Regions from separate parts of the Homo sapiens genome. Here all the other regions are linked to region 2. Evidence: chromatin contacts called from ENCODE Hi-C or POLR2A ChIA-PET data. All regions are on one chromosome and are shown on one strand. Each heading gives the region's core, a stretch centred on a gene start or an enhancer-like site at or near the end of the contact. The rest is flanking DNA. Distances are from core to core; before and after follow the strand shown. Region 1 holds the start of CREM (cAMP responsive element modulator). Region 2 holds the start of WAC-AS1 (WAC antisense RNA 1). Region 3 holds the start of MLLT10 (MLLT10 histone lysine methyltransferase DOT1L cofactor).

Region 1 (3,191 bases), core at 30-2,529, 6.6 Mb after region 2:
AGTAACTGATATGAAATAATAAATCCTCACTTAACATTGTCAATAGCTTCTTAGAAACTGGTTTTCAGTGAAACAACGTACAATGAAACCGATTTTTGTTATCATCAATATTATAACGAAATGAAAACAACACTGAATGAAAATTTTTTTGTGGACCTGCTGTAAGTTGTTTGGCTTAAAGCCATGATTTCTAAGAACCTATCGTTAAGTGAGGACCTACTGTACTCTATAACCATGCTGCTATTCTTTATTCCTGATATCCCATTACTTTTTTTATTTTTGAGATGGAGCCTCGCTCTGTCACCCAGACTGGAGTGCAGTGGAACGATCTCAGCTCACTGCAGCCTTGACCTCCCAGGTTCAAGCGATTCTCCTGCCTCAGCCTCCCAACTAGCTGGGACTACAGGCGTCTGCCACCACTCCTAGCTAATTTTTGTATTTTTAGTAGAGATGGGGTTTCACCATGTTGGCCAGGCTGCTCCTGACCTCAGGTGATCTGCCCATGTCTGCCTCCCAAAATGCTGGGATTACAGGCGTGAGCCCCCGGCCGACCTTTCTAATCTAAAAAAAAAAAAAGAGATGAAGTCTCACTGTGTTCCCTAGGCTGGTCTCCTGGGCTCAAGCGATCCTCCCACCTTGGCCTCCCGAAGTGTTGGGATTACAGGCCCGAGCCAGCGGGCCCAGCATGCGGACCATTTCCAGTCAAATACTGGGATAAACTGCAATAAATGACCCTAAGAAGCAGGTGAATTGTCTCAGGAGCTCAAGCTTCTTTTGGAGAAGGACTCAACCAGCTGTGACTGGCTGTGAATATGGAGGAAAAGGGCCACTAGTCAAGGTATGTAGATAGCTTTTAGAAGTCAGAAGAAGCACGCCTGCAGTCCCAGCTACTCAGGAGGCTGAGGCCGGAGGATCGCTTGAGCCTGGGGAGATAGAGGTTGCAGAGAGCCGAGACCACGCCACTGCAGCCCAGCCTGGACAGAGGTGAGACGCTCGCGGACCTTAGCTTGGGGTTGGCGGCGTTAGGAAGAAACCGACCTCGAGACCCTGAAGACCTGACAACAGCCGTTACTCTGGCTGACAAGTCATTGGATTTCTGGCGCACGCGCGGCGCGGCACGGGCAGCTTCCGGTTTCCAGCCTTGCCCCCGCCCCTACCTTCCGCCCCACCTCCAGGCTAGTTCCTCCTCTTGGCCCCGCCCCCTGACCTTCCTTCTCCCTATCCCTAGGCCCCGCCCCCTGACCCGCACCTTCCCGCCGCCCCTCCCCGGTTCCATTTCATTGTTGGATTGTGGCGCTTCACTCCTGCTGGCGGCCGGCAGGGGGCGGAGTTCGAGCCTGGATTTTTTTCCTCGGGGCCTCCCCCGGGAGGCCGTCCCGGCGTGGGGGAGGGGAGGACGGGGCGGGAGGACGCGGTTCGGTCGGCTGCAGCGCTACTTTTGGTCCGGGGTCGGCAGGGAGGCCGCGGCTACCGCATCACAGCTGACGTGAGGACTACGTGGGGCCGCTGCCGGCTCCGGGTTGCTGGGCGGCGGCGCCGCTGCTGAGCGGCGGTCGGGCTCGCCGTCTCCACCTCCTCGCGTCCGTAATCAGTGACGAGGTCCGCTACGTAAATCCCTTTGCGGCGGGTAAGTGGTGCGTCGGCTCCGGCCCCGAGACCCAGCAGCGGGCGACGCGGCGCAGGAGGTGGAGGTGGAGGCAGGAGGCGGAGCGGAGCCGGGTGCGGTGGAGCAGCAGAGGCCGAGCGGAGCCGTGGGCGGCGGGCCGGGACCCCGGGGCCGGGCCAAGGACTGGCGGGGCAGCCGCGAGTTCACCTGACGCGGCCCCTCGCTCGGCGCCCCCGAGGCCGCCGGCTCGCCGCCCCACGCCCGCTTCGTGCGCTCAGCTGCCCCGGGACCCGCCTGCCTCCTCGCGAACTTGGGACGAGTTGGAAAATCCTCCCTGAGAGAGCCGTGCGGCTCAGGGGAGCGGTTTAACTCGGAAAAGGAAAAGGAATCCAGAAGTAAGGACCTCGGATTTGAGTGCCCCCAGCGCCTCTGCCCCACTTTACGAGCGCAGTTTAGACGAAAGCGGACGCAGCCCGTTTTCCCCCAAAACCTGGGCCGGAGGGCCTCGCAGCTGAGTCATTCGGTCCCGGGCGCGGGCAGTCTCCGGAGTGGGAAGGGCAGAGCCGCGACCGCTCTCGGAAGGCGCATTTTCCCTTCTGCCTGAGTCTTGCCTTTTTAGGGCCATCTGGTAAGGTTTCCAGAGCCTGTTGAATCTGGGGAATAAACACATTATTAAACATACTTTTTTTTTTTGAGACGGAGTCTTGCTGTTACCCAGGCTGGAATGCAGGGGCATGATCTCGGCTCACTGCAGCCTCTGCCTCCTGGGTTCAAGCGATTCTCTTGCCTCAGCCTCCCGAGTAGCTGGGATTACAGGCATGCGCCACCACGCCTGCTAATTTTTGTATTTTTAGTAGAGATGGGGTTTTACCATGTTGGTCAGGCTGGTCTCGAACTCCTGACCTTCCACCCACCTCGGCCTCCCAAAGTGCTGGGATTACAGGCGTGAGCCGCCGCGCCTGGCCTCAGCATGTTTCTTGATCCTGTTGCGTTTTATTTGTATATCAGATACCTGAGTTTGAAATCACTTAGGGGTTTCCTGCATGCTGCTCAGTGAAGCAGCGGTGAGTTTGTAATCACATTTTAAGAAATTGGGACTTACAGGGCCAGTCTCAAAGTGTCACTGAAATTGAAAGAGCTCCTTTAACACTGTGGCTTACGTACGTGACTCAGTTTCCTTTCTACTTAATTTGCCGGGCAGATGAGGGTGTACCTTTCCCTTGAAACAAAGATCTAGATTGAACAGTGAGAGGTCCGCTGTGAACATTGCATCAGATTACATGAATAAACCACGCTGTTTTTTATTTGTTGTTTTTTTGTTTTTTGCTTTGAGCGCCACGTTTTTTTCCTAGTCTTTTTTTTTTTTTTTTTGAGACGGGGTCTCGCTCTGTCGCCCAGGCTGGAGTGCAGTGGTCCGCTCTCAGCTCACTGCAAGCTCCGCCTCCTGGGTTCACGCCATTCTCCTGCCTCAGCCTCCTGAGTAGCTGGGACTACAGGCGCCCGCCACCACGCCTGGCTAATTTTTTGTATTTTTAGTAGAAACGGGGTTTCACAGTGTTAGCCAGGATGGTCTCGATCTCCTGAC
Region 2 (2,980 bases), core at 481-2,980:
ACCACAACCTCCGCCTCCCAGGCCCAAGTGATTCTCCTGCCTCAGTCTCCCGAATAACTGGGATTACAGGCGCACACCACCACACCTGGCTAACTTTTATATTTTTAGTACAGATGGGGTTTCAAAATGTTGGCCAGGCTAGTCTCAAACTCCAGACCTCAAAATGATCCACCTGACTTGGCCTCCCAAGGTGCTGGGATTACAGGCATGACCCACTGCATCCGGCCTATTTACTTTTTGAGACAGGGTCTCCCTCTGTCGTCCAGGCTGGAGTGCACTGGTGTGATCATGACTCACTGCAGTCTCGAACTCCTGGACTAAAGTGATTGTTCAGCTTCAGCCTCTGGGAGTAGCTAGGAATACAGGCATGCATCACCATGCCTGGCTACTTTTGAGCAAATGGTTTATACCAATTTCAGCAGACATCTAGTTATCAAACAAATTAGTAGTAATTTTGCTGCCAGTTTTCAAAGTTTCTATGAAATGTTATTTGTTGTACTCCTCTGATGTTTGTCTTCAATGGATTCACTACAAATATGTCAGAAATTACATGTTAAGATGCTACCGAATTTTTTTGTTTTCATAATTTCAGTCACTGTCAATTTTTTTTTTTAGTTACTGGTAGTTTAAGAGAGCATTAAATAGGCTTTTTATTGGTCTGCACATCTCCACAAACAGCAATAAGCTCTACATCTGGCAGATGGATGTGACAAATAAGATTATGTAATTAAAATTTTTTTTCCAACCAGTTGTGATTTCAGAGCCTTTCTCCCTACATCATTCCATCTCTCCATTCTATTAGGTCTAGCAATAACGTAACTTCTTGGATACCAAGTAAATCAGTTACTTTTTATTTTTTGGAGGGGGTTGTTTCTTCTGACTTGTTTACTATTTGCCTCTTCTGTGTTAATCACCTAATTATGTTTACCACAATTCTTTTCATTAAACTATGTTGCCTTACAAATAGTGCAAAAAAAAAAAAAAAAGTCAACCAATCACCCGAATACCACCACTCTCAACTAACGGTTGTTTGGTATACTTCACGTTTCTTCTCTCAATGTACCTGCAGCAGTACATAAAATCAAATTTGTAGCAATTTCACTTAACACACCTGAGAACTTTCACATGAATTTTCTTTCACCAATGGACTTCAGCGAGGAAGAAACAGAGGAGGGAAAAGTGAGAGATAAAGAGAGGGTGGGCAGGGCACCGCTGGGTATGGAAAACGTTAGAAAGGGATGGAAAACGTTAGAAAGGGGTGAAAAGCCGAGCGCAGTGGCTCACGCCTGTAATCCCAGCACTTTGGGAGGCCGAGGCGGGAGGATCGCTTCAGGCCAGGGGTTCGAGACCAGCCTGGGTAACACAGCGAGACCCTATCTCCGGAAAAACTTTTTTTAAAAAATTAGCCGGGTGTGGTGGTGCATGCCCGTGGTGCCAGCTACTTAGAGGGCTGAGGTGGGATGACCCGTAAGCCCCGGAGGTCGAGGCTGCAGTGAGCCGTGATCGCGTCACTGCACTCAGACTGGACGACAGCGCGAGACCTGTCTCAAAAAAAAATAACAAGGGGTAGGGTGGGGCAGTGAGATGGTTCAGCGTTGTTCCCAAGGAACTCATCTCCCTAAATTTCCAGTCTCAAGCGCCGCTTTCATTCCCTGCCCCGAGCGGCGCTCCCCGCTCCGTGCACGCATCTCCGCTGAGGGCCGCCCTGACGCACGGCCTTCTGCCTTGAACACAGAACCCCTCAGCCCTTCCTATTAGCCGTTTCTGGCCGGGACTGCACGCGCTCCTTCCTGCCTCGGGGCGCAGGGTGAGACTTACGTCTAAAGGGCGCCCGGCGAGCTCGCAGCAGCCCCTGCCCCGCGGAGGGCCGGTGGCGCGCGGCGTCCGGTGAGGGGCAGCGGCCCGGGCTCGGTTCCGGCTTCCAGCAGCGGCCCGAAGGCGCCGGAGCACGCTCCCCGCTCCCCAGAACGCAGCTTCCGCGGCTGCAGCCCAGGCAGCTCTTCGGGAAGCGTCCGCCCGTGGTCTCGCCAGGGGGTTTCCGACCTCCCCGCCCGACAGCGCAGGGGCGGGGGCCGCGGCCGGAGAGCTCGCCCGAGAGCACCCCCTCCCGCTGCGCCTCTGGGCGCACGCGCAGCCGCTGCAGCCTCCCTTATTTAGTCCGCGATGGCTTCCCTCGCGCCCCACCGTCCTCTTCCGGAAGGCGGCTCCCTCCCTGCGCAGCCCGGAGCCCCTGAGATCAGCCTCGAGCAGGCGCCCGAGCGAGACTATCCCTAAACGGGAACGGCGGTGGCCGACTCGCGAGTGAGGAAAAGAAGGAAAGGGCAGACTGGTCGCGAAGAGAAGATCCAGGCCTCAGAGGAGGAGAAAGGCCGGAGCCAGCCGAGGTTTGCCGAGGGCGGTGTTCCGGACCCGCGCGGTGCGGGGAGGAAGGCCGAGGGTGGGAGAGGAGGGGCCCGGCGGAAACTGCCGAGGTTTCCCGAAGGCGGCAGCGTCCGAGTTGCCCGGATGTAGTTGGTGGAGCGGCAGCGGCGGCACCAGCGGCGGCGGCGGCGGCGGGAGGAGGAGGAGGAGAAGAAGGACCAGGCGGCGGCAGCAGCGGCGGCGGCGGGGGGAGGAGGGGAGGAGGCGGCGGAGCAGGAGGAGGAGAAGGCGGAGGAGGCAGTCGCTCTCCGCGGGGCTGAGCCGGACGCGTCGTCTTGCCCCCCTCCCCCCGGTTCGCGGTGCCGCCGTGTAGTTGGCGCCGCTGCCCCGGCTGAGAGTGAGCGTGGTGTCGACGGAGGGAGATGGCCCGGGAGCGCCGGCGCCAGTAACTGGGAGCTGATGAGAGTCGCCGAGGGCGCGCCGGGCCCAGGTGCCGGGGCTGCCCGCCGCCCGCCGCCGCCGCCGCCTGCGCGCCCGCCCGCCTTTCGCGGCCGCTCTCCCCCCTCCCCGACACACACTCACAGGCCGGGCATTGATGGTAATGTATGCGAGGAAACAG
Region 3 (3,163 bases), core at 537-3,036, 7.0 Mb before region 2:
ACAGGACTTGGATATTGAGCTGGTATCCTTTGTATAAGGGTGAAGATAAAATATATGGTTAAGATACACAAGACAGTATAGTTTTGTTTGAAGCCCGTTTTAGTTTCATAAATTTTTAAGGTAGTTAAAAAATATAATTATTATATATCCAGAAATGTATTAATTGTTGTCACATCCCAAAAAAGAATTCATATTATGTAGTCTTGTAGTCACCTTTTCTAAATGCACTATGTGAATTCTCATTGTTTTAGTGTATATTTTAATTGCCATTACTTTGTATATCTCAGCTTTTAAAACATCTGAATTTGCTATATATGCTCTCATTGTGCTGTATACCTATTATCACTCTTACACAGATTTCTAGCAATTAATTTGAAATAGAAAAACAGCCATGATACCTTTTCTAACCCCCCTTTATCAGAAGAACATTTAGAAGGCTTTTAAAGCCCAAACCATTATATTATCTTTTGGCGACCGACTAGGAGAACTTGGGTTCTCTATGCTTTAGCACTGTGAAAGTGCATCTTCCAGATCAGCACATTTATAATGCGAATTGCTGATAAAGAACCATTTTGTACCTGCAAGGTATTAATCAAAAGTCATGAATTCGCCTTTTAACTGGGCTTGTCATTTAAACAATCTATGCATAATTCTGATTTCATGCGAAACTTTTCTAATTAGACATTTTTTGCTTAAACATCAATATTGGGCTTTACGGATGCATAAGGAATAGGCAGACAGTGGAAGATTTTAGTTTAAAAGTGCTCAGCATCCAGCTAATTAATCTATGCAGATAGGCCTAATCCATTTTCCATTTGTTTGTGAGGTGGGAGCTCTCATCTTTCTGCCACTTTTAAATGACCTCACATTTCCAAGTATAAATTTGGAGAAAAGACCCGGATCAGAGGAATCCTCCATCAAAACTGGACGCCACTGTCTGATGGCGTTAATTATGTTTTAGCGACTGACTAGGAGGGCTAGAGTTCCTTCTTCCTTTTGGTGTAATACAACTGCATTTTCCGGATCATCGTATTATATTGCTAATTCCGGATAAACCACCATTTGTCCTGCACACCGAGCTGAGGGGCGCCTTGGCGTTCCCTCTCCGAGTGCAGCCCTAACACAGGCTTTTGACCTTCAGCCTGGAATACACTTTCGTTTGTCATTGGGGCCCACGTAGTGCGAAAATGGGCGGCAGATTTGGTAGGACTTCCAGCGGGTGAACTTTGGGAAGAGTCCAGGACGTGAATTTAATGGGTGGAGTGGCTGCGGCAGCACTGTGAAGTTAGCGCGGCCAACTGCAGGAAGCCATGCTTCATTACACCCTTCATGGAAGCTGGCACACTCGCCCCACCCTCGTTTTCCACGGGCCAGTCTTGGAGGAAAAGGCCAGCAGGTAGGTTCCCAGGGCACGGAGATGATGCCCCCGGGGACTCCCCTCTGGCGATTCTGAGAAAACCCCTTCCCAGCCCTGGGCGTCCACCTCCCCCGCCACCTCCCAGGCCTCTTCCCGACGCTCACACGCGGCCCGCGCCACCAGCGCTGCAGAGGGCGGCCCTAACGTCCCCGCCCCCGCGTGCGCGCCCCCGCGCCCGTTCATTCCGGCCTCCGCGCGCCGCCGGCTCCCCTCGCGCCCACCCCCAGCACACCTCGGCGGCGGCGAGCGGCGCGGGGGAGGGGGACGGGGCCCCGGAGGTAGGCCGGGGGCAGCCAACAGGCCGCGGCAGCGCGCACGCAGGGCTAGCCTCGCCCAGGCCTCCTCCCTCACGCCGGCCGCAGGACGGGCGCGCACGCCAAGTGACGCTCCGAGGAGGAAGCGCAGCCCCCTTCCCCTCCCTCGCTGCCCCTGGCCCAGCGGGAGCCCCCCCTCCCCCCAGTGCGCCTGTGCGGAGGCCCTCTTGATTATGTGTGCCCTCTCCGGGCGCCCGCGTTAGCGGCCGGGTGGAGGTGGGGAGGGAAGACGCTGAGGAGGAGGAGGAGGCGGAGGAGGCGGTGGAGGGGAGGTGGGGGGAATCAGCAAGGACATGGCTCCTGACTCCTGTGCGGAACGTGAGTGACTGAGCGGCAAAGCCCGAGTGAGCGAGCGGTGGGCTGCCGGGCCGGGCGGGGGGCGCCGGGGCGGGCTCGGGGGGCTGTGTGGGGGGGAAGCACTAATCGGCTTGCATGTGTTTTTTAATGGTCCCCCCAACTCCCTCTTAGATGGTCTCTAGCGACCGGCCCGTGTCACTGGAGGACGAGGTCTCCCATAGTATGAAGGAGATGATTGGAGGCTGTTGCGTTTGCTCAGACGAGAGAGGCTGGGCCGAGAACCCGCTGGTTTATTGCGACGGGCACGGCTGCAGCGTCGCGGTGCATCAAGGTAAACACCCAACCGCCCGCCGGGGCGCGCCGGCCTGCGCCCAACGGTCACCGCCGCCCCCACCTGGGCCGCAACCGCCGGCGCCCCCGCCCCGTGCCGCGGCCGCGGGAGGGACGCGGAGGGTCCGCGGCGGGGCGCGGGGGGTGTGGGCCGCGCATGTGGGAGAAAGTGCGTGTGGCCCGGACTGTCATGTGATTCCGCTCTCACTCTCTCAAGTGTCATTCGGCCGCCGCCTGCGCCTGGGGCCGGGGTCTGCTGACTCGGCGGGGCGGGGCGGGGCAGGGCGGCGGCCGCGCCCTCGAGATCTGGGCCGGGGTGGGGGCGGGGGCGGGGGCGGGGGCGGTGCGCGCCCTTCCCGGGGTTCCCGGGGCCACGGGGGTGGGTTTGGGAGAGTGGAGCGCCCTCTTCTCCCCTGGCCTGCAGCCGCCTGTCTGCCGCAGTGTTTGGAGACTTCCTGTGGCGTGGAGACGGGCTCGGGAACGCGGCGCCAGTGTGGGGAGGCTGGGGGTCGCCTTGCCTCTTTAGATGGGGAGGGATGCGGGGCCCGTTGCACCCCGAGCCAGAAGGCTCGGGCCCTGCCGCCGCCGCCCGGTAGCTGTCTGCGGAGGAGATGGCGGAGTCCGTTGCTGACCATGCGGGAGTGGCGGGGCTGCTGCAGCGCCTGTGGGGTGGCCGCGGCAGGCCACCACCAGCCTAGGTGGCTGAAGAGGTGGCGGTGCCAAGTCACTTTTGGGGAGCCTCTTAGTTTATTTCTGGTTGTTAACAATTGATGAGGTTTTTGGATATACAAGAAGGCCGAGGACA

What was found. Hi-C counts contacts between places; a loop is a spot of excess contacts on that map. ChIA-PET counts read pairs that join two places held with the same protein, here RNA polymerase II (POLR2A). Pooled maps may share reads with other maps.
Region 1: a loop to region 2 is called in a map of B cell, with 38 times the contacts of the local background. The contact joins the promoter of CREM here to the promoter of WAC-AS1 in region 2. A Hi-C loop is called at or near these places in 2 of 168 maps with a recorded cell type or tissue (B cell and naive thymus-derived CD4-positive, alpha-beta T cell) and 6 of 50 pooled maps.
Region 3: a map of naive thymus-derived CD4-positive, alpha-beta T cell shows a loop between it and region 2 (24-fold over the local background). The contact joins the promoter of MLLT10 here to the promoter of WAC-AS1 in region 2. A Hi-C loop is called at or near these places in 1 of 168 maps with a recorded cell type or tissue (naive thymus-derived CD4-positive, alpha-beta T cell) and 9 of 50 pooled maps. POLR2A ChIA-PET finds 5 or more read pairs at or near these places in 1 of 52 experiments (activated CD8-positive, alpha-beta T cell).

What each region holds. Positions count from the first base shown.
Region 1 is chr10:35,125,567-35,128,757 of GRCh38, forward strand. It overlaps CREM (cAMP responsive element modulator), which reads left to right and starts at 1,280. Exons shown (of 8, transcript NM_183011.2): 1 at 1,280-1,627. It also overlaps a transcript of CUL2 not described here. RefSeq lists silencers at 1,168-1,687, 1,748-1,887 and an enhancer at 2,248-2,317.
Region 2 is chr10:28,530,624-28,533,603 of GRCh38, forward strand. It overlaps WAC-AS1 (WAC antisense RNA 1), which reads right to left and starts at 1,731. Exons shown (of 3, transcript NR_033805.1): 1 at 1,112-1,731. It overlaps WAC (WW domain containing adaptor with coiled-coil), which reads left to right and starts at 2,495. Exons shown (of 14, transcript NM_016628.5): 1 at 2,495-2,980. The coding sequence starts at 2,957. RefSeq lists silencers at 1,749-2,168, 2,539-2,688, 2,899-2,978 and enhancers at 1,895-2,578, 2,199-2,388.
Region 3 is chr10:21,532,446-21,535,608 of GRCh38, forward strand. It overlaps MLLT10 (MLLT10 histone lysine methyltransferase DOT1L cofactor), which reads left to right and starts at 1,787. Exons shown (of 23, transcript NM_001195626.3): 1 at 1,787-2,075; 2 at 2,200-2,359. The coding sequence starts at 2,200. RefSeq lists enhancers at 1,356-2,069, 2,785-3,163 and silencers at 1,435-1,964, 1,975-2,044, 2,155-2,494, 2,635-2,724.